3 separate regions of the Homo sapiens genome follow, and all the other regions are linked to region 3. A link is a loop called in an ENCODE intact Hi-C map of the cell type or tissue named here. Cell type or tissue: endothelial cell of umbilical vein. All regions are shown on one strand.

What was found. Hi-C counts contacts between places; a loop is a spot of excess contacts. Peaks named below come from ENCODE experiments on the same cell type or tissue, not always from the same donor. Only the 100,000 strongest peaks of a DNase experiment are listed, where the experiment ranks them.
Region 1: it touches region 3 in a loop (2.6-fold over the local background); 7 of 110 quality-filtered maps call a loop at or near these places.
Region 2: it touches region 3 in a loop (9-fold over the local background); 2 of 110 quality-filtered maps call a loop at or near these places.

Annotation. Positions count from the first base shown.
Region 1 is chr3:177,813,398-177,821,397 of GRCh38, reverse strand. It overlaps LINC02015 (long intergenic non-protein coding RNA 2015), which reads right to left and starts at 4,533. Exons shown (of 3, transcript NR_110826.1): 1 at 4,402-4,533. In endothelial cell of umbilical vein, no CTCF peak of the experiment used is centred here; DNase peaks (open chromatin) are centred at 2,427, 4,507 and 7,887.
Region 2 is chr3:178,166,563-178,174,562 of GRCh38, reverse strand. The region is part of intron 10 of LOC105374235 (a long non-coding RNA gene); the gene reads left to right. Among named protein-coding and RNA genes, the nearest start is that of LINC01014, 250 kb to the left of the region's middle. In endothelial cell of umbilical vein, no CTCF peak of the experiment used is centred here; a DNase peak (open chromatin) is centred at 3,692; H3K27ac peaks cover 2,405 bases.
Region 3 is chr3:177,928,093-177,936,092 of GRCh38, reverse strand. LOC107986154 (a long non-coding RNA gene) reads left to right here and starts at 1,801. Exons shown (of 3, transcript XR_001741024.2): 1 at 1,801-1,991. In endothelial cell of umbilical vein, no CTCF peak of the experiment used is centred here; DNase peaks (open chromatin) are centred at 3,012 and 3,542; H3K27ac peaks cover 1,987 bases.

The sequences.
Region 1 (8,000 bases), 110 kb after region 3:
GCCTCTTCTTTCTTTCTTTCATCTTTCTAGCTTTCTTTCTTCTTTTCAAGGTCTGTGGCTAGATACTAGAATTTTAGAATCAACATTTCCACTATGATTCTATTTAACTTTCCAGCTTTTACACTGGATAAGTCTCTTTATAAAATCAAAGGTGTTCTCATTTAAAATTAAGTTTATTTCCAATGCTGACATAAAAGGTCTCACAATTTTCATTGCTATTTTCAGCCATGGAGCTGCAATAAACCCTTCTAAGTTTGTGTGCATAACAGGTATGGAATATAGTCATCTCCCCTACCATGAACAAAACAGGAAAAGAAAAAAGGGTTTCAGGAAAAAAAAAAAAAGAAACATGTCTCATTTTTAGAGGTCAAAAGTCATTTTCATCCCCTGAAAATGCTTTGAAAGTGGTCCAGACCTCAAATTACCATAATTTTCACCTACCCCTATGTAAGAAAAGGGAAGTAAAAGCAAAAGGAATCATAAACATCTCGGTGCAGGACGTTCTTACTTTCTGTAGAATCTTTGTGGTTTCCAATCCCTGCATGACTTCCCAGCACTTCTGCATCACTCTTCCCCTTATTCTTCTCTAATATGTTTCACATTGATTTTTTTTTTCAATTCTCTGCTGACTGCACATTCTGAAAATGCTTTGACCTTAAAGTCAAGATCAAGTTTGCATTCCTGGAGTAAACAAGAAAGAAAGATGGAGAAGAGAACTTAAAAGAAAACCATTTGACCAAGAAAAACTATGGAGCAAAATATGTATCCTAAGAAAAGGGAGAAAACAGTGTCTTTCTTCTGAGGTTTCTCTTTTTTTCTAAATTTGGCATTCAAGGTGAAGAATATTAATATAAACTACCAATGAAAGAAGAGAAAATTTTCCTCAAGTACTATTTGTATGGAGACTAGTCTGGCATTAACCATTGCTATCACCATGTAGAATAACAGATCTGTTAGAATGAAACTTCTAACCATACTGTTATACTCAGGTAGTGTACTGGAAAAGCAAGAACCATACATTACGGCTCCAAGAAAAATAGAAACAAATTAATGCTGGAAAAATATGTGTAAAAACCCACAAGTTTGAATAATCTTCTAAAATTGTTTTAGGTTTTATAAAGACTTTATCTCTGTCTCAGGGCCCAGCTACAGTAAACTGACAGTTAACTGCTTAAAAAGAAAGTACATCTTGAAACGTTCATAACTTTTCATTTATAACAAAGGCAGAAAAACAATCACATTTATAAGAAGATATTTTTTCTTTTTATATCCTACTCTGAAGCAAAATTCTGACACAACTAGCAGAAGGTACTTTAAGACTCCAATGTGACACATTAAATGTGGACATCCAATGCAAGATTAACTCAGTTGAGTATCTGGGAGAACTTTGTGGTTTTTGTTTGTTTGTTTGTTTGTTTGTTTTACGAAGTCCCTCCACTGAAATACTGTGTCTTTGCAAAAGCCTTTTCATGATCCAAGTTTTAATTTAATGTGATATTATCCAGGAAGCAGTTTCAGTAATAGGTTTGTGTTCACATGGACAACCTGGTTTGGCTTAGACGTTTGTCATAGAGTATGTGGTAGATCTCTATCCATTGGAAGCATGCTTTTACTTGGATTAGAAACCTACATAGGATATTTGGTGAATAGTATTGGTGCTTACCTGACATTCATTGCCTCTTCTTTCTTTTTTTAATAGAATCTAATTTTGTCCACATATCCATCTTTCCTTCTCATAGTCATGAACCTCAACTCCAGGGGTAGTCTCATTGGAATATAGATTTACTCGTTGGTCTCTATTTCCCTTGCAGTAATTAATTCAGGAATGGACATGTGATCTAACTGTGGACAATGAGACAGGGGGAGAGGCTGTCAGAAAAATTTGAGAAAAAGAGAGAAGCGGCCAGGTGCAGTGGCTCATGCCTGTAATCCCAGCACTTTGGAAGGCCAAGGCGGGAGGATCACTTGAGGTCAGGAGTTCAAGACCAGGCTGGCCAATATGGTGAAACCCCGTCTCTACTAAAATACAAAAAATTAGCCAGGCGTGGCGGCATGTTCCTGTAATCCCAGCTACTTGGGAGGCTGAGGCAGGAGAATTGCTTGAACCCAGTGGGTGGAGGTTGCAGTGAGCTGAGATTGCACCACTGCACTCCAGCCTGGGCGACAGAGAGAGATTCCTTCTCAAAAAAAAAAAAAAAAAAAAAGAGTGAGAGAGAGAAAGAGAAGCCTGAGAAGTGACTCTTTCTTCTCCTGGGTATTATTGCCCATAAGTATACTGCTTAGATCTGGCATAGCCTTCTTGCTACCATTCTAAAGAGGAAACTAGCTCAAAAGATAGCAGAGTGAAGAAATATTTTGTGTAAAAACCTAAATGTCATTGAGTCACAGTATCAACCAGCCATGAGATTCACCCTACGTGAGTCTTAGCTATGGGAGAAGTTACTATTGTCATTTTAGATACTTGGCCTCTGGGATTCTATTCTTTGCAGCCAGTAGCAGGCTAACCAATTTCTCTTGGCTTCCTTCAATTGTATCCACCTTCCTGGCTTAGGCCTTTCAGAAGAAGACAGAGTCCTAAGCCAATGTGTTTACCCTTGATTTTAACTTGAAACTTTCTGCCATTAACATGGGGAACAAGATAAATTTATAGAAATAAAAATAATATGATTTAACAATACCAAAACATTAATATCTGAAATGTATCTTGGAGGGATTGCTTCATGTGCCTGGCAGTGTTGTCAGCGTCAGGCTGCCGAGTAGAGATGTGAACGACAAAGCATTTAAATGATCTGTGTTGTCATTTTTGCAACACGAGCTCACACAGATGATGGTCGATTTAATAAATCAAATTGGACAAAAAAAAATTCAGTCTCTCTCCACAACCTTTCTCAAAACTACCGTCAGAGTTTTCTTCTCCCCTCAACGACCTCTTGGGCAGATCCACGACTTTCTGTTTACTTTCAAGTACTATAGAACTTATTTTCAGGAATCAAAAAACTCTAACCCAATCAGATACCAAAACTTCAATTTATTCTTGAAATCAATGTTTTTCCTCCCCAGCTCAAGTGCATTTGTGTCTTTCTTTGTTGTCAAATGCCCTGTGTAGGACAGATGTTCCAAGAAGTCTTTTTCATGAAGTACCTCTGTTAATTCTTTGGAGACCCTTTCAGGGACTCATACATTTAACATTTCCTGATGCATTCAAAACACTCTCTCGTTAATCTTTTGTAAGAACCTTGACTCCTGTACCAGAAGGTGCTTGGGATTCCTTCATTCCAGCATGCACCCCTCTTGCTGTGAAATGGTGGGAGGCCCTTCAAATAACTTGCACTAACTTGCACAGTGCTACTTGTCCTGCAGGAAAATGAACACATCCTCCCCCATCATGTTCTCAAACTTCAAGCACTGCTGCCTTTTGGCCTCACTCTGTCATGCTGCGCATCTTCAGCCACCTCATACCTGTGATTTCTCCTGCAGAGTCAGGCACCAGGCCCTGTGCTGCCCACATTCAAGCACTGCCTGGCTAAACACTGAAGCCATTAACCACATGTGTCCATTGAACACTTGAAATGTGCCAGTCCAAATTGAGATCTCAAAGCTTTAGTATTAAAACACACACACACACACACACACACGCACACACAGAGCAAGATGTCTCATCACTAATTTTTATATCAACCACGTGATAATATTTTGGATATATTGGCTTAAATAAAATGTATTAGTAAAATTAATCACCCATTTCCTTTCCCTGTTTTTTAAATAGGCTACTAAAAAATAAATTACATGTGTGGCTCACATCATATTTCTATCGGCCTGCACTTCTCTAGAGCCTTGGACACAAAGAATGCCCCCGACCAGAGCACTGGCATCGCCCAGGAGCCTCTTAGTAGCAGAGAGCTTGGACTGGCAGTAGTGCTCAGAATTGTCATTTTAACCAGATCTCTGGGTGAAGTTCTGATGTAGGATAGAGGTACTTATTCTGAGGTCTCAGCACTCATGTTGATTCTTAACAGTCTGTTACCAGTTCATGACAAAATAAGTGCAGGAATTAAGAGTACTGTTCAGAAATTTTTATAGCAATTTGATGTTACAATACAGAGTATGTAACCTCTGAACATTGTTTCCATTTCATTTTTCTAAAAATTCAGTTCTAGTAAATCTATAAACCTGTCACTCCATGATGGACTGGAAATTGAAACAGGTTGGTCCTTTATCACAGAAAGTTTGCAAAGTCCTGCTCTAGAGGGCACCCTTCAAACTCTCTGAGGAAATTTCTCGAACTCTGTAAGATGGCAGTATTCCCCACTAGTGAGCCTCTCTGTCCTCACCACCTTTGCTCCAGAGGGTTTTCTCTCAATTTCCTCTCTTGGATCAAGACGAAGTCACATAGCAGCTTACCCTTCCGTGCCAAAGTGCTCTCTTTTCCTACAATTTTCTTCCCGGCTGTTAAATGTGTTCTTTGGAGTGACAATATTTGATGATTGGCCAACACCTTAACACATCCTGTGGGGAACATGTCTAAGTACCTTTCTTCAGAATGTGCAATGCAATTGTCACAGGTTACCCTCAGTTTTGGACGTTAGCCCAAATTCCAAAGCAATGAGAAAGTTCCCAGTCTGTATCCAATCAAGGCAAAGACTCCCAGCTTCTCTGGGGAACTTATTTTGGGCTCTGGCATTTTCTGTTTTGTCTTTTCCCCCGTCAAAACACTCCTCCAATTTCCCCACATGAGTTGAAGTAGTCTTGGCAATCAATCCTAATTTGAAAGTTTTAACTGGAATAATATGTAATCTTTCTTAAATATTATACTCTAGGCTTCTTCTACATTTTAAGGAAAATCTTGTAGACGTGCCCAACACATTCTATTAAGATATAGATATACATAAGTTAGTGCATATCACGTATTCCTTGTATGGGAATTTAAACCTCTTTTTTAGTCAATTTAATGTCCACAAGCAGTTCACCATTTAATCTTATGGCTTATTTTGTATAAAGAAAGTCTTCTTCATTAAATGAAGAACCGCTTTCTAATTCTCAATTTTAACAACATAATCACAGATTTCCTTGCACCAAATTTATTTAAAGAAAAACACACCTGAGTTTTCAGTTTATACCCACATTAGTATTTTATTAATAGTTTGAATGTTAAGTGGCAACCACATTCCAAAAACCCTGAAAAATTCATAATTTCTTTATGGTTTTTAAGAGCTTTGCTTCTTGCCATGATACTTTCAATAGATTTATAAGTGTAAGCAATTCATTTTTTTTTAAAGAAAGTAATGGATATTTATTGATTTCTTAATATGCACTAGGCACCCTATTATAATGTACTCTTTTGTACTAAATCTACAAAAATGAATAAAACATGTCCTTCCCTTGTGTAACTCAAGAGTCTGGGTGATGAGACAGACTCCTACACAGAAAATACAACACAATATCAGGGGTTATAAGACAGTATTTTGTGCAGGATTCTGTGGGGGTAGAAGGAAGGGGCCCTTAACTCCTAAGGAGATTAGGGAAAAGCTTCCTGGGGAAGATGATGCCTGGAACTAGAACTAGAGGGAATCATAGCAGGTTTTTCAAGTTAAAAAAAAAAAAGTTTGCAAAACATTCAAGGCAGTGGGTACTGCATGATTAAATATTCAAAGGCATGAAACAGTCTAAAAGTTTTAGAGCTAAGTAGGTTAAAATGAGGCCGGAGAACAGAGAGAAACCAGGTGATGGAGACCCTGAATGTTACACCTAGGAGCATGAACGTGACTCAACAGGTGTTGCAGGCTGTGAAAGTGGTTCAAGCTTCTAACGCCATAGTTGCCCATTAGTTTCTCTTCTGGTCTAATTTTGCAATTATTTACATAGAAGATCTTTAATATAAACCTTTGTTGAGTTCAAGGCCACATATAAAAATCAGAGAGAATGATAGCGTCAGTGAAACAAGCAATATATAAAAGAAGCAGGAACACTCTCTAGCTTCCTTCATGAGTAAGAATAATTGCCTTAACTGTTTTTGGCACTAAGTCCGTTTTCATATGGCATTCTATTTTCTAGAGTGACTTTGTGACATAGATTAGGCAGATATCATTTTTTCCACTACAGTTGAGAAAGTTGCCACCAAGAGAGAGAAAGTCAGAACAGTAGTAAATGGCAGAAGAAGAAGATGGAACCAGGTCTTTAAGCTGCAGATGCTTTGCTCTTCTCTTTCACTAGGAAATGGAATCTATGTTAATGAAATTCCTTGCCAAATTTAAGAGGTAATTGTTGATAACGAATGCCATAGGTAACATTACCCTGACACACACGTTTTGTAAATTTGTCTAAACTAAGTTTGCTATGTATATGATACTATTAATAATGATTAAAAACTAATAATTTATTGAGCACCAGAAAGTGACTATTTTTCTTCCTTTGTTAGTGTTTTCTTCTACAAATTTTCTTCTAAGAATGGTTTTAGCTACATCTCACAAATATTGATATTTTGTGCTTTTATTATCATTTAGTTCAAAATATTTTCTGACTTCTCTTATAAGTACTTCTTTGATCTATGGGTTATTTGGAAGTGTGTTGTTAATTTCCAAATATATGAAAGTTTCCTTGAGATCATTTTGTTATTGATTCCTAATTCAGTTATACTGCGGTCAGGGAACATACTCTGTAAGATTTTAGTCTTTTCAAATTGATTGAGATTCCTATTAAGGTCCGGAATATGATCTAGGTGAATAGTCCATGAGTACTGGAAGGAATGTGCACTCTGCAATTATCAGGTACAGTGTTCTGTCAATAGTGATTAGGTTCAGGCAGTTGGTGATGTTCAGATATTCTGTATATATAGTCTTCCTCAATTTTTTGTCTGCTTATTCTGTCAATGAGCAGACAAAATTACTGAGAGATTTCTAGAACATCTAACTGAAATTCTAGATTTATATGTATTTTCCTAAAGTTATGCCAGATTTTTACTTCAGGAATTATGAAGTTCTTTTATTTGATGCCTACACATTTAAGAGTTTTATGCCTTACTGATAAATTGGGCCTTTTATTATTCTGAAAGTATCCTCTTTACCTCTGGTAATGATCTTGGTCTGACAATCCACTTTGTCTGATATTAATATAGCCAGGCCAGCTTTCTTATGTTTACTTTTGGCATGGGTTATCTTTTGCCATACTTTTAGTTTTAGTCCATGCTATTGCCCTTACTTGCAGCACCCACTGGGGATGTAGAGAGTTGGAAAGAGTGCTGCTCCATCTTTAATGCAGAAACAACAGCAACGAAGGACATATGTATCATTTCCAATGCTATTTACTCCATTCCACCGTCCTAATTTCATTTTCTTCAGGTGGAAGAACTTCCCTGAGTACTTCTTACAGCTTAATTCTGCTGGTGACAAATTCTCTCACCTTTTGCTTTGTGAAAATGTCCGGTAATGCGGGTCCACTAAAGATGAATTCTGAATTCTCTCAACTTCTGCTTATGTGAAAATGTCTCCACGGCACCTTTAGATTTTATTTTTATTTTTTAATGACAATAAGGAAATAATACATGTGTCAGGTAATGGATGTGCTAAATACCCTGATTTGATTTTACACAATGTACACATGTATCAAAGAGTCACACTGTACCCCATAAATATGTACAATTTCACCTTTATTTTTGAAGGATATTATATTAGTTTCCCATTGCTACCATAAAAAATGACCACAAATTTAACGCCTCAAAACAGCAAAAATTTATTATTGTACAGTTCAGAAATCCAACCTGGGTCTCACTGGGCTAAAATCAATGCGTCAGCAGAGCTGTGTTCTTTCTGGGAGCTCTAGGACAGAATCCATTTCCTTGTCTTTTCAAGCTTCTAGAGGCCACCTGCATTCCTTGGCTCATGGCCATCCTCAAAGCCAACAATGTCACATCTCTCTGACCTTTCTTACATAGTCACGTCTCCCTCTGGCCACAGCTGGGAAAGATTCTCTTCTTTTAAATACCCATGTGATTGTACTTGGCCCAC
Region 2 (8,000 bases), 240 kb before region 3:
AGTGCTATTGGATTTATTGTTAGGTAACTCATATTCAGCATGAATAAGGACACCCTGCCTTGAGACCTCTGTAAATAACTCATCCAACCACTGCAGGGTTCATCCAACTTTACAGGATGTTTTCTGCAGGAATGTTCAATAAATAGTTACTGATATATCCTTGAGTACATGAATGTTTTTGAAACCCCGATGCTTCTTTCTATTTCACAGTGGGAACAATCAGGATGGACTCTTGAAATTGCTTTTACAGTTTTATGACTTGTTTGGAACTCTTCATTCCACTCTCAAAGAAAAATGGGCATATTCAAGTTCACCTAAGATGAACTCCTGTAAAGCTTTCCACTCAAATGATTGAGTGATGTTAAGCAGTATCATGCACAAGAAATGGACTTTGGCAAGATATTTGTATTGATTGCCCTTGGAGTGTAGAAAAGGGTTAAGGCAATGAGAGAATAAAGAAGAGTTGGATTACTTGGTCACTGATAATTGCTCCAGCCCACAGAGCAAGGCTGATGCAGCAAATACAACAGACAGTATTAACCAGTTGTGAAACCAAGATAGGGATAATTTATATATTTTATTTAGTTTTGCACAGGACAGTAAAAGACTAATGTGCAGTAAAGCTGATCTGAATAATGGTACATATTAGATATTTTTTTAAAAGGTATTACTTTATTTCTTTAGGCTTAAACAGTAACTGAAATAATAAGAAGACATAATAATTTACAATTATACAAATGTTTCTAAAAACTAGTATGTCACAACAAGAGAGGATTTTGATAATTTTAGCTTAAATAAGAGCTAATGTCAGAGTACACTTCTGATAGAAAGATGTAAAGAATCAAAGATCCAAACAGTAATTGATGATCCCCTAAGATTAGTATAAAGATGCTGCAGTGGACATTACTAACAAGGAATTCTAGTTCTGAATAGGTTGCTAACTATGTGAACTTAGGAAATTCTTATAACTTCTGTGCATCTCAGTTCTTCTAAAAAGAGTAATAGAAATTGGACTAGACCAATGGATTTCAAACTGTAGTCCATAAATTCCTTGGAGATCCTGGAGCTATCATAAAGTGACTGTGAATTTACCAAAATACTGAGCATTGCACATTGTACTGAGCATTGTAAAGAAATAGAATATTTAAATGCCTATGAACTACAATGTATCAAACGCACCTACTTACTATTGTAATGAATAAAATATGTAACAATTCCTTATTAGCTAGATGACAGTGAAAAAAGTTAATCATTCTGTGTTTCAGTTTCCTCATCTGTAAAATGAAGATGTAATTAACAATACCTTCTTCATCACAGTGTTATGACTATTAAATAGTATAATTAAGGAAAGCTTTTGGAAGAGCACTTTGGACACAAACAACATTGAAAAAGATTAGACATTACAATTTTCATGATTACTATTATTAGAATTCTTTTTTTTTTAAAGACAGAGTCTCCCTCTGTCACCCAGTCTGGAGTGCGGTGGCATGATATCGGCTCACTGCTACCTCCGCCTCCCAGGTTCAAGCAATTCTCCTGCCTCAGCCTCCTCAGTAGCTGGGACTACAGGCACCCACCACCAGCCCCGGCTAATTTTTGTATTTTTAGTAGAGATGGGCTTTCACCATATTGGCCAGGCTGGTCTCAAACTCCTGACCTTGTGATCCGCCCACCTCAGCCTCCCAGTGCTGGGACTACAGGCGTGAGCCACCACACCCGGCCTAGAATTCTTAAAAGCACTGATGAATAATAGCATCTTACCACTATGCACTTTTTCAGTGAATGAATATTATAATGATTATGAGTGCCCATAAGGCATATTTGAACATAGAAAGATCATTGTTCTGGTTATTTACTGCTGAAAAACAAACTACTCCAAAATTTATCAGCTTAAAACAATTCTCTTATATTGCTCATGATTTTGTTGGATTGAGTATTCAGGAAGACCTCAGCTGGGTGGTATATCTGATCCATGGACCATCCACTGGAACAGCTAGGGCTGGAAGCTCAGCATCCAATTCATGGAAGGGGCTACACAAGGATGTGAATTCCAGGAGGCATGGTTTGTTGAAGCGGGAACATTTGTGGAAACTAGCTCTCACAGTCATTATTTGCGTGGAAGTTGAGGATGACTAGTGAGTTAATTCCTTATACCCCTTTCAGCTCTTGGATTCCATATATCTAATTGGTACTTGCTTAATGAGGAGGAGAATGCTTTTGTTAATACCACTGCCTCTACCACCAGGCATTTTCAATGCTATTTCTGTTGGCACATTTTTATTTCATTCCCAGGAGAGGAAAGCAGCATGCTCTGCCCACTGCAGACACATTTGCCATTTACAAGCCTGTAAGTGTTATTTCACCACTTATTTCTCTCTGTGTATTAGAGTGTGAGTTCTTTCCCTATTTAAAATCAAATACTGTCCTGGATTGCTCCTCCAATATGTCAAATTTTAAAGATGAAAGTCAACTAAGATTTTTGCTATTTGAGTATGTGGCAATAGACATCAGAAACAGATTATGTAGGGAGATGAATGTAATTTTTTTCTTTTTTTTTTTTTTTTTACAAAAAGCTTGAAGGGCTATACTGAAGTGCTCATTATCTAAACATATTGTTAGAGATCAAGTGGTTTCTGTCACAGGGCTTAAACTTCTTTAAATTGCAACCTAATCTGCATAGAAAAAGAAGGTGACTTTTTGTATGACATTGGACTTCAGACCTTGGTCTTTCTGTTTAAGTATACACAAAATTTAAGATTAATCACTTTTTTGCATGGCTTTTCAAATGTGAGAACTCAACTCCCAACTTTCAGACTAAGGAATTTTCAAATTTTGCTCCAGGTATAATAAGTTCTTCTAGCATCCTCCAGGTTCTCAGTTGACTGTTCCAGGTTCTTGATTGTAATATGACAGTGTTTCTCCTTTCGCTTAATGCTTGAGTTGTGTGCTTATGCAGTTTCATATATTTCAGGCATCATCTATTTGTGTTCTTGACCATTGATAATTATCTTATTAATTCTGGTTAGATGTCTTATTTTGGCTAGGGCTGGTGGACAGCCTGTCATATGGCCTCACGGAATATATTCACCACAGCTTCATAACCGTGAATATTCATCATAGCACACATATTTGTGACATTTGAAACTTTTAAGTAAGACACAGATGTTTGAGCAGATTTCTTGATTTATACTCAGCTCACAATTATTGAGTTTAAACATAGTAAATGGTTAACCTCATAGAGTGTCCCCTCCCTGCCCCTGGGAATTCTGAGTAATTCTAGCCAATGCATTTTTTTGAAATTTAATTCAATTCCCATGATAAGTTTAATATCTTGCCTGTGCTGCCACTGAAGATAAAAACTCTTGTCATGCATATATGCATCATATATACCATTTTGGCCTATTTATATTATTTTAGATTTAATTTTTACTACCTTACTGTGATTATGAAGGACAATTAAAGCACCAAATGCGCCCTGTTGGCCCACTTACTTGGTATAATGAAACAAGTATTTATATTTCCCTCCGAAGTGTTTGGATCTACTTTAGAACCACCAGAAATCTTGCTAATTCATGTAGTAGAAAGAGAGGTTGAATGAGTCATGTCAAGTGATCCATGAGATTAATATAGACAAATATGTCATATCCTCATGCATGCAGCTGTGAATGACATATCTACTTTGCCATCTGTAAACTTAATGGACAAAATGTCCCAGTGACTTCTTTAGAGTTCAGAGTAATTCAGTTATCAGCAGGCACATTTCCTGTTGCCTAATACCCAAATCTAATTCCATGGGGAAGCTTTAGTCTGGCTCTTGGAGTAGGTAGAAAAATCTGCTAACCACATTATGCTCTTTCATAACCACATTGAATTGTACTGTTAGCTAACACTGAGTAAATGCAAATGTCGTATACTTTGAGACAATATATGCTTTATATGAATCGATGTTCATTCTTGCTACATTTATATTTTAACTCAGTAGTGAAATTTAACAATGCACAGTAATATAAAAACTATCATTTATTTCTGTGCTTAATAAGATCTGAAATAAACCTTTCTGTAAAGTAACTATATAGCATCTTTAATTTACATTTTATTTATGTTATGTAACATTTGCTATTTTTATAATGAATGTCATATTATTTGCTCCACATTGAAAAATATGTAGCATTTCTTCCAGGAATATCTATTACCTTTCTTACTATCTGTCAAATCAAAATCTTAATTTTTCTGTTGCTTCTTATGTAATTATTTCAATTTACAGAATAAAATTTCTAATTTTTAATACACTTAATTTATATAAGAATTTCAGCTTTACAGAAAAATTGAGAAGATAATACAACAAATAATTTACCTAAACACACACACACAGATACACACTGTACATACACTTTTCTCCTATTATTAATATCTTACATTAGTGTGGGTCATTTGTTATAATTAGTGAACCAATACTGGTATATTATTGTGAATTAAAGTTCATATTTCACATTAAGTCTCCTCTTTGTGTTGTACAATTCTCTGGGTTTTGACTAATGTATAATCTAATTTATCAATAATTGCAGTTATCACCCTGGACTTGTAAGAGCTATTGATCTTGTTATTATCTCTGCAGTTTTAATTTTTCCAGATATTTATATGGTAGTAATCATACAGTGTATAGACTTTCAACAGTTCCTTCTCTTATTTAGCAATAAATATTTAAGGTTTTTCTATTTTTTTTGAGCTTTATACCTCAAAGCTTTTTATTGTTGGATAATATTACATCATATGATGTACCATAATTTGTTTATATTCATTCACATATTAAAATCAACTTGGTTTCTACGAAGTTTTGGCAATTATGAGTAAAGCTGTCATAAACATTCATGTACATATGTTTTCTATTAATTTTGGTATATACCAAGAATATGACTGCAGCCTCATATGATAAGCACATTTAGCTTTGTAAGAAGCTGCCAAACCATCTTCCAAAGTGCCTATGGGATTTTGCGATCCTATCAACAATGAAGAAAAGTTCATGTAGTTCCACATCCTTACTAGTATTACTAGTTAATGTAGCTCCATATTTTTACTAGTACTTGGTGTGCTCAGTGTTTTGGATTTTAGCCATTCTAATAGGTGAGCAGTAGTAACTTGTTTTAATTTACAATTCCCTAATGACATATAGTGTGGAACATCTTTTCATATGTTTATTTGACATGAGCATATATTTGGTGAGGTGTCTATTCAGATGTGTTACCCATTTTTTAATCACCTCATTTCTTTTCTTGCTGTGTTCTTTTTCAATTGTTAATTCTTATGGATACATAGTGGGTGAATGCATTTATGGGGTACATGAGATATTTTGACACAGGCATACAATGTGTAATAATCACCTCAGTGTAAATGAGGTATCCATCACCTCAAGCATTTATCATTCCTTTATGTTACAAACAATCCAGTTGTACTCTTTTCGTTATTTTTAAATGTAAAATAAATTGTTGTGGACTGTAGTCACCCTGTTGTGCTACCACATACTAGATCTTATTTATTTGATCTCATATACTTTTGTATTCATTAACCATCCCCATTTCCCATCCAACCACCCACTACCCTTCTAGCCTCTGGTAACCATCATTGTATTCCTTCCATGAATTCAATTGTTTCAATTTTTAGCTCCCACAAGTAATTGAGAACATGCAAAGTTTGTCTTTCTGTGCCTGGCTTATTTCACTTAACATAATATCCTCCAGTTGCTTCCATGTTGCTGCAAATGACAGGATCTCATTTTTTATGTAACGGAATAGTACTCCATTGTGTATATGTACCACATTTTCTTTATCTATTCATCTGTTGATAAACACTTAAGTTGCTTCCAAATCTTGTTTTTTGTGAGTAGCACTACAATAACCTGAGAGTATGGATTTCAGATTATCTCTTTGATATACTGACTTCGTTCTTTTGAGAATCCTAGCAGTAGGATTGCTGGGACATACAGTACTTCTATTTTTAATTTTTTGTGGAACCTCCATACTGTTATCCATAGTGGTTGTACTAATTTACATTCCCACCAACAGTGTATGAGGATTTTATTTTCTCCACATCCTCACCAGCATTTGTTATTGCCTGTCTTTTGGATAAAAGCCATATTAACTGGGGTGAGATGATATCTCATTGTGGTTTTGATTTGCATTTCTCTAATGATTAATAATGTTGAGCAACTTTTCATATACCTGTTTGCCATTTATATGTCTTCCTTTGAGAAATGTCTTTTCAGATCTTTTGTGCATTTTTAATGAGATTATTGGTTTTTTTTTCCTGTTGAGCAGTTTGAGCTCTTTATTTATTCTGGTTATTAATCCTTTGTCAGATGGATGTTTTACAAATGTATTCTCACATTCTATGGGTTGTCTGTTTATGTTGTTGATTGTTTCCTTTGCTTTGTGGAAGCATTTTAAGTTGATGTGATCCTACTTGTCCATTTTTGCTTTGGTTGTCCACACTTGTGGTGTATTACTGAAGAAATCTTTGCCCAGTCCAAAATCCTGGAGAGTTTCCCAGTGTTTTCTTTTAGTTTTAGTAGTTTCATAGTTTGAAGTCTCATATTTAAGTCTTTAATCTATTTTGATTTGATTTTTGTACAGGATGAAAGATGGGTCTAGCTTCATACTTCTGCATATGGACATCCAGTTTTCTAGCACCATTTATTGAAGAGACTGTCCTTTCTTCAGTGTATGTTCTTGGCACCTTTAGAAAAAATGAGTTCACTATCAAAGTATGGTTTTATTTTTGGGCTGTCTATTCTGTTTCACTGGTCTGTGTTTCTGTTTTTATGCTGGTACAATGCTGTTTATAGCTCTGTAGTATAATTTGAAGTCAGGCAATATGACTCTTCCAGTTTTGTTCTTTTTGTTCTTTTTGCTTGGGATAACTTTGGCTATTCTGGGTCTTTTGTGTTCCCATGTAAATTTTAGGATTTTTTTTTTCTATTTCTGTGAAGAATGTCATTGGTATTTTGATAGGGATTACATTGAATCTGTAGACTGCTTTGGGTAGTATATAGACATTTAAACAATACTGATTCTTCCAATCCATGAATATGAAATTTCTTTCCATTTTTTGTGTCATCTTCAATTTCTTACATCAGTGTTTTATAGTTTTTATTGTAGAGATCTTTCACTTCTTTGGTTGAGTTTATTCCTAAATATTTAGTTTTATTTTTAGCTATTGTAAATAGGATTACTTTCTTGATTTCTTTTTTAGATTGTTTGCTTTGACATATAGAAATGCCACTGATTTTTGCATCTTGATTTTGTATCCTGCAATTTTACTGAATTTATTTATCAGTTCTAATAGTTTCTTGTTGGAGTCTTTAGGTTTTACCAAATATAAGATTATATCATCTGCAAACAATAATAATTTTATTTCTTCTTTTCTAATTTGGATGCCTTTATTTGTTTCTCTTGTCTGATTGCTCTAGCTAGGATTTCCAGTACGATATTGAATAATAGTGGTGAAAGTGAGCATTCTTGTCTTGCTTCCAGTCTTAGAGGAAAGGCTTTTATTTTTTTCTTCATTCAGTATGATACTAGCTGTGGGCTTGTCATATATGGCCTCTATTATGTTGAGGTATTTTTCTCATATACACAGTTTTTTTAGGGCTTTTTATCCTGAAGGGTGTTGGATTTTATCAAATGCTTTTTCAGCATCAATTGAAATGATCATATGGTTTTTGTCCTTCATTCTGTTGGCATGATGTATCACATTGACTAATTTGCATGTGCTAAACCATCCTTGCATCCCTGAGATAAAACCCACTTGGACATAATGAACGATCATTTTAATGTGTTGTTAAATTTGGTTTGCTAGTTATTTTGTTGAGGATTTTTGCATAAATGTTCATTAGGAATATTGGCCTGTAGTTTTCTTTTTTGATGTGTCTTTGTCTGGTTTTGGCTTCAGAATAATACTGGCCTGTTTGAATGAGTTTGGAAGTATTTCTTCCTCCTCTTTTTTTT
Region 3 (8,000 bases):
TTTGAGGTACTTCTAGTAAATAACGTAGAGCTTGTTCTTGAAATTTTTATGCAAACAAATCTATAAGGAATCAAGTTTCACTTAGTTATTAGCCTTGATAGTATAAAAGGGCCAATGAAAAGAGAAAGAAGAGTTTAGAAATAAGAAATGGAACCTAGGATATATAGATTTATACCATACCAATGTGTCCTGATGGTTATAGAACTGTTCCCAAAGTTTGAGTTTTAATTAATTTTTTTAAAAACCTTACAAGGTGAAACTTAAATGAATCAATAATGCTAAACAAAGCAGTCTGCATTTCTATTAGTCTGGTTCTGGCTTCTCCTATCTCTTTAAAAAAAATATTTACTGTGCAAACTACAGGCAAAGTGAATTTTCTAAAGGACACCATTTTTAAAGAAACTGAAAAAATGTAAATTTTTCTCTTCTTTCACTTTGAATCTTAATAAGATCAGGTTCATATGATTACTACAAATATGAGAGGGAAAAAAGAATAGACGAAGGGGCAGTGAGGGGAGGAAGAGTTCTAAACCATTTCAGTGGAGTAAAGATCAAGTTCATTTTAATATAATTTTTAATGGTTGTTCAAACTCCTATAATGTACCCACACAAAAGGCTTCAGTTAATGTGTGTGTGTATTTTGAGCAGTTCCCCTCTTCGACCCTCGAGTTTAATTTCCGTCCTTCAAATGAGATGAATGGAGCGTGAAGCAGGTCATATCTCAATGCTGACACATGGGTTGCAGATAGAACTCACAGCCTGGAGAAGCAGCCAGTTTGGAGATTAAATCAAAGCAGCTCTGAATAGATGGGAGGTCAGCCAGGGCCAGCTTTGACATTTGATAGGACCTTGTGATCAATCAGGCCTTTCTTCACTCTTCCAGGCGTCCTTATGACAGTGGCCCTAAAAAAACAGATGGGATATGTTACAAAGTGCAGGAGAAGCACTAGATTGTGAAGGAGATAGGTGTCAATATTATCAAAGGGACAACTGTTATTTGAAGCAGCCAGCAAATGAGAAGGTCCTGCTTTGCTGCAATTGCTCCGCTAAAGTGTGCCTCTCATGATGTGAAATCTGAACCTTGGGAATAGTGAGATAATTTTTTAAACTGATTTTTAAAATTTCTTACCTCCTGTGTAAACTTTGAACATTCCTGATGTCATAAGATTAAATTTTAGCCAACATTCACTCTGTGGATAAACTGTATTTCCAACAAGGTCAAGCTTAGTTTGTGCTGTTTGTTTCTCTGCCTGCTAGGGAAGACATACACACACACACACACACACACACACACACACACATATCCCCCCACAGGACATGATAACCTTTGGAAGAGAAGAATTAAGGGATGTTAATGCAGAGCGCTTGCTGGGCAGGGACCTATGCGTGGTTTCAGGAAATCCCAGTCACGTCTCCAAGAAGGTCATGAAAAATGAATGGCCCCAGAGCACCACTGTGACAGACTGTTTTAGTGAGTGGTAATGGGCCATCTCTAGAATGAAAGGTTGTGTATTTATAACTGTGCAGGCCGCCGGGTATCACACCATTCATTATGCCTGCCTGATTTAAGGGAGATGCCTTTTCCGGGGGTGACATGGGAGCAAATTATTTCCAGGAAGATCACAGCTCTCTTCTCCCCCTCCACCTGCCTCTCTGTATGGCTCACCTCATCCCAGCAGTAAAACACACTCTCATGGTCACAAAAGCACATTCTCTGAATTTTTCTTGTCATAGAGCATTTCACAACTAGAGCTTATCTTACCCCAACTTGTATTGGGATGAGAGAGCTGGAATGAGGGAGCTTGCCTAAGGAGGGCTTAGACGAGGGAGGATACCACATTCTCACTCTGCTGTCTTTCCTCTATCAAGTGTCTTACTGGGAGGCTGTGGACCGATGCCAGGTGACGTGATAGACAGCTACTGGACTAATTTGCAAAGCGAATTTCTGAAGTCAGATTTTTTGCTTGATATGGATTCCATCTTCAGAGAAGGTAGCATCTGATTCACATTTTGTTTCTTGTTTACAGTGGTCTGGCATTAGTTAACTGCAAAATTACTCAACCTCTCAGGACTTTTTCTGATGAGAAATTAACCAATTGCACAAAATTTTGTCTAAGTCATTTTCCAACATGAATGCTTTGGGAATGCTTGAAATTCTAATAAGATAGGCACATGAAACAACCACAAATTCCAACCAGCATATCACATGTTATTAAAATTAATTATTAAGAAAAATTTCAGGAAATGTGTTGATGTAGCTATCTCAATAGAAATATGCAAAGTCTCATATTATAAAAAGAGTATTTAAATCTGTCAGAAGAGTTATCATAAGGTAAGTTGTTTTAAATAAAGGATTTAGATCATTTAAGGAGTTACATAAAAAAATAAGCTTTATATTTCACACTGGTCTGTTGAGGAAAAGATACATATAACATACTTGGTTTTCAACCAAGTTAATTCAGCTGCCACTTTAACATAGCTGTAATACATCAATGGTTAAAATAAGATTTCTACAACCGTGTTTTCATGGTCCGTGTCACAGGCGCTTTTTTGAAGAGATGGTACAGTTATTTTGATGATACTTTCCAGAGGGGTCAAAACACATCTGAGAGACCTTTGGATTATCAAATGTGTGTGTGTATTTAATTTACGCAAATTGTGCCCTGATTCTGGCCCCCAAGAGCTCAGATGTTTGTGAGACTTTAGAGACTATTTACAGAGAGGCACTTTTTTTTCTGAATAATTTTGTCATTGAAATGTGGCAAAAATCTTTCAAAATGGTAATTCTCCCTAGAAAGCTAATCCTTCAAGAGGTTTTTTTTTTTATGTCTCAGAGAAAGCTGTGTGTAATCAAAAGACTCTACAAAATACATGTTGGTTTTAGTCACTCTCTATAATTCCATTTAACTATTGCCAACTCCAAATACAGCCACAATTTTCCTGTATCTTGTGCACATCAGATAAAGAATGCAGAAACAATTGGCAGTTGGCAGTTAAGTAGCCAAAAGAGGAAGGAAAAAAGCTTTGCTAGTGTTTTCCAATTAATTTCTTTTCAAGTGAAAGTTTGAAAAGAAAAAAAAAATAAGAAAACTGGAAATGACCTAAAAACTCTGGTGTGATAAGATAAACTTTGGCCTGACCATCACCCTGTTTGACTGAATACATAGTCTAGGTATGAGAAACATGACCAGGAAAACATGGAATGTATTTTCAACAATTTGTAAAATTATGCTGAAGCTTTAAGAAATATAAAGGATTCGATTTTGAAGAAATTAAGTCTGTTGGAAAATTAGTGAGGGAAGAAAGCAAATAAAAATAAATATTTCATTAATGACTTTGACCACAATTTTATTTTTAAAAATTGTGCTAATGCCAAATTCTTTTTTTAATCTGATTTCTCAAATAGAACAAAGACACTTATTAATATCAGGAATTTCATCATATTTTATATTTCAATTGTCCCTTTTAAATAACCAACAAATGAGTCAATGTTTGTCAGAATGACCCAAATGCATAAAGCATTTAGTGAACACTCTGGCATGTAACAGTTTACCAAACATGCTAGCCCCTGTTTTCCCTTAGCGGAAAACAAACAGTGATAGTCTTGGTCACAGGCATAGCCAGGGAGTTTTTGTTCCACTCCATCCAAATGCCTGTTGAAACCCTCTGATTTCTCTCTTAGAATTCATGTACTCTTGATCCTGAAAAATCAATATAACTGACCACTTCAAGTATCTCCCACATTCTGAATAATGTTTAAGATTGCCCAAAGTTTTCTTAAAGGCAGAGGCTATAACCTGGTGACAGAGTTTATTTCAGATTGGGCATGGACTTCTCTCTTCAAAAATGTCCTGGGCTCACATGTGACAAAAGGGCTTCTCTGGATTCAAAACCCCTCACAGGCTGCATCCAGGAGGATATGAAATGGGCTCGCACAGGTTCTGTTTTGTAACCACTGGGCCATGGAGCGAATCCACTTATCACAGCTTATTAATTCATGCAAAGAGGCACAGGACATCTTCTTTGCCTAAAGTGATTAAGAGCTCAGGATTTCTTGAAGATAGGCAGATCTGGGTTCAAATCTCAGATCCACCTCTCACTGATGTATGACATTGGGCAACTCTCTTTAAAGGAGGAATAATAATGATGCCTAATTCAAACAATTGGTATGAGAATTGTCTAAAATGATGACAGAAAGCAAGTTTCAAAGTTCCTGTTACACATAAGCATCTCATAAAGGTAACATTATTATATATAAATCTAGCCTATCTTTGAGCACTCCAACCTGGGATAATTCCAAGGACCAAGGGAACACCATGCCCTCATGCCATTTTAAGCTATCGTTTTGTAATTAAAGAAAAGAATTAATCAAAAGATCAGTTAAGACAGTGGAGAGGTAGGAGACCAAACTTTATATTTCACGATATTTGAGAAATCAGATTTAAAAAGGAATTTGGCATTAGCACAATTTTTAAAAATAAAATTGTGGTCAAAGTTGGCACTCTTCAAATAGTGACTAAATAGTGACTAAAAGATTCATTGACAATGTCATCCTCTTAAACACAGTGGAATTGCCTTTTCACAAAATGTTGAATAATAGCAATTAGAGCATTATAGCATAGTGTATCCTCTAGAATATGAGTGTATTTTTATCCATTTCTGCATAACAAATTATCTCAACATTTAGAGGCTGAAAATAGCAAACAATTATTTTTCAAAAGTTTCTGTAGCTCACGAATCAGGAGCAGCTTAGCTGTGTCGTTTTGGCACAGATTCTTTCATGGGCTACAATCAAGGTTTTGGCTGAGACTACAGTTATCTCAAGGATATCTGCTTCCAAGCCCATTCACATAGCTATGGGCAGGTCTCAGAAAGTCTATTTTCAAGTCCATTTCCATGGGACTTGCCACAGGGCTGCCTTATGCTTTATAGCATGGCAGCTGGCTTCCCCAGGGTAAGTCATTCAAAAGAGAGTGAGAGAGAGCCTCCAAGATGAAAACTGCAGCCTTTTATAACCTAATCCCTCAATTACTGTCCTATCACTTCCCAGGTATTCTATTTGTTATATGTGAGTCAACAAGCCCAGCCCACACTCAGCAAGAAGGTATTACAAAACGATGTGAATACCAGAAGGCAAGGATCACTAGGAGCCACCTTATAGGCTGCCCACCACAGTGTATCCTCTGGTGCCCAATGATTTATTTACCTCTCAAATGCAAAATGTACTCACTGCCCCCAAAGACTTCAAAATTCTCATTCCATTGCAATATCAGCTTCAAGTCCATAATCTCGTCATCTAAATCAGGTCCAAGTATGAATGTGGTTTCTCAAGTGTAGTTCTTTAAGCACAGCTCTTCAAATACAATTCCTTGTTATTTTTAAACCCATAAAACAAGAGCAAATTATGTCTTCCTCTGCCAACATGCAACAGCGGGACAGATATAAGATAAGCACTTATATGACCCTGTTCAAAGAAGGGGTAGGGGATGGAAGACATAGGGGTTACAGGTCCATGGCAGTTCTAAAATTGAGCCAGGCAAATGTTGGAAGATCCTTGATTAGGTCTCATATCTGAAATAATTCTTCGTGTTTCTCCACTCTGCCCTCTGGGCTCTTGGTTTCACCCTCCTAGTCTTCTTTCTAGTTTTGCAAAATATAGCAGGTGTTAAAATTCTGGGCCTTCAAAGCCCTGTCTTCATTCTGTACTGTTCTGCACTGTCCCATTCCATCCAAGTGGTAATGTTTCTGTATCTATCTCTTTTGAGAACCTTATGGGTTTCCTGTGAAACTTCTCCAGGTTAAATCCATCAGACAAAAGCCCCACCCACACACCTCTTACAGATAATCTCCCTTCCACCTTGGGCTTCTGCTGAGATGACTGGGGACAATGCCCTTAGGCTTCTTAGAAGCTCTACTCTTTGGCTGAGAGAATCTGTGTGGCACACTCTTAATCTCCTTAAGGGGCCCTTCAGTCTGACTGAAGGTTCTCTGAGGTACCAGAGAATTGTGAAGATCTTAATAAAAAGATTTATGGCCACACCCTAGACATTATCTCCGTTTTAGCATCTCCGACTTTCTGAATAGTGTGAGAGCTTTCAGAACCATCAAGATCCAGCTTCTTTTTGTTTAACAGTCCTTCCCTTAGTTTAGCTTTCTCTCATCTCATGTTTTACTATAAGCAGCAAGAAAAAAAAAATGGGTGGTAACTAACCGTTCTGCTTGGAAATCTCAGCTAGATCCCCTAGTTTATCAGGCACATTTTCTACTTTCCATGTTCCTGCAGACAAGTGTATTGTTAAGTTTCTGCCCTTCCCTCCAGTTTCCAATAAGATTTTTCTCCCATTCCTTTAAGGCCTCACTGCCAGCCTCCTCATAATTCAAAATTGTATGCACAATGGGTTCAAGGTACTTGATCTTTCACCAATACTCTACTCAAAATTCTCACAGTTTCCACCTTCTACACACCGCCTATTTCCAAAACCACTGTCTCATTTTAGATTTTGCTATAAGAGCACTCTACTTCCAGGTTCCAAAATCTGTCAGTCAGGAGTTAGAATTCATTCAGCAGTCAGACAAGTAGAACCACTAGCAAAGTGAGTCAGTGACCATGTTCCATTCTTGTGTCATTCCATTCAATACTCACGTTCATAGGAAAACATCTCACTGTCCCAGCCTGGTTCACATGGCCATCCACTCACTGGCCAGAAGGAAGGCAGTACAGTTGGACTGACAGTGCCATCAAAATGACATGTAATAAGAATGGTTAGTTTTTCAAAAGAAAAGGATATGTTACTATCAAATGAAGCAGAAAGGGATACTGGTTGGGTGAAAGTAAAAGATGCCCACCACCTCTATCAAAAGTCTTTGTAACTGGCTGATGGTCTGCTATTTGCAAATAATGGATAAAAAGATTCCCTAGAGTGAACGGTTCCCAAAGATGTCGGGGTGCTTTACAAAAAAAAAAAAAAAAGATACGATTTTTAATTCTGTCTACAGCTCTAGGGCCATCTCCTATATCCAGGTCAGTTCATACTTTGCTGGTTTGTAATGTTGCATAGGAACAAGTAGTAAAAGGTAGGGAAGGAATAAAATGTCTTGACCCAAACAGAATGATTAGGAATACCTATCTCCTAGAGACATAGCCTGGGAGAGGAATTATGACTGAGACCACACAAAAGTCTGAGTGTGTCGTAAACAGGATAAACATTCAGACTTTGAAATGACCATCAATTTCTGTCTTTTCTATTATTAACATTTCTCTGCCTGTATATTTAAAAAACAATAATTCAGAACATGAATCTTTGCTTTCTCCCAAAAATGTCTTGGGCTATGTGATATTTTCACACAAAGGAGCTATTTTTGGCATTCAAAAATTGCTTTTCTTCCTGCTGGCAAAGAGAATTCACTCACTACCTACTAGTGCATAACGCTTATTTTGCTTAAAAAAGAGAAAAAGGAAAAAGGCGCTTCCTCCAAATGATATAGGAGAAAAGAGAAGATATTAAATTTGTAAAGGACAAAATTACTCCTCCTCTTTGAACATTTTCTGGAACAACACCCTGCTGCCTGTCTATTGTTTCAGAGGCTAATAGTTATATAAAGCCTCTTTAACAGCTTCTATTCCACGACATCACTGTCTCTGCCATGAAAGGAGTAGGCAATGGAGTAATGACTCACTTTAAGACCGCACCCTTATTTATATTCAGGGCTTGTCATGGGAGAGATTACCCCATTCTTTTTTGTTTCTTATTTTTTCCTTGTTTGGCTCTTACTTCCTTCTTTAATCCTTCTAAAGTTTTGTTTCAATGTCTACCTGGAACCCCTATGTTCATACTGAAAATGAAAGGAGAAAATTAGGCCGAGAATCGAAAGATTAGAATTCTCTTTGGTCTATTAACTTATGAGTGCTCTGAAGCCAATATTTTATTTAAAGAGAGAAACAAAAGTAGAACTTTGTAAATAATTTTTGCCCAATTTGATGCTTAAATGGATATTATAGG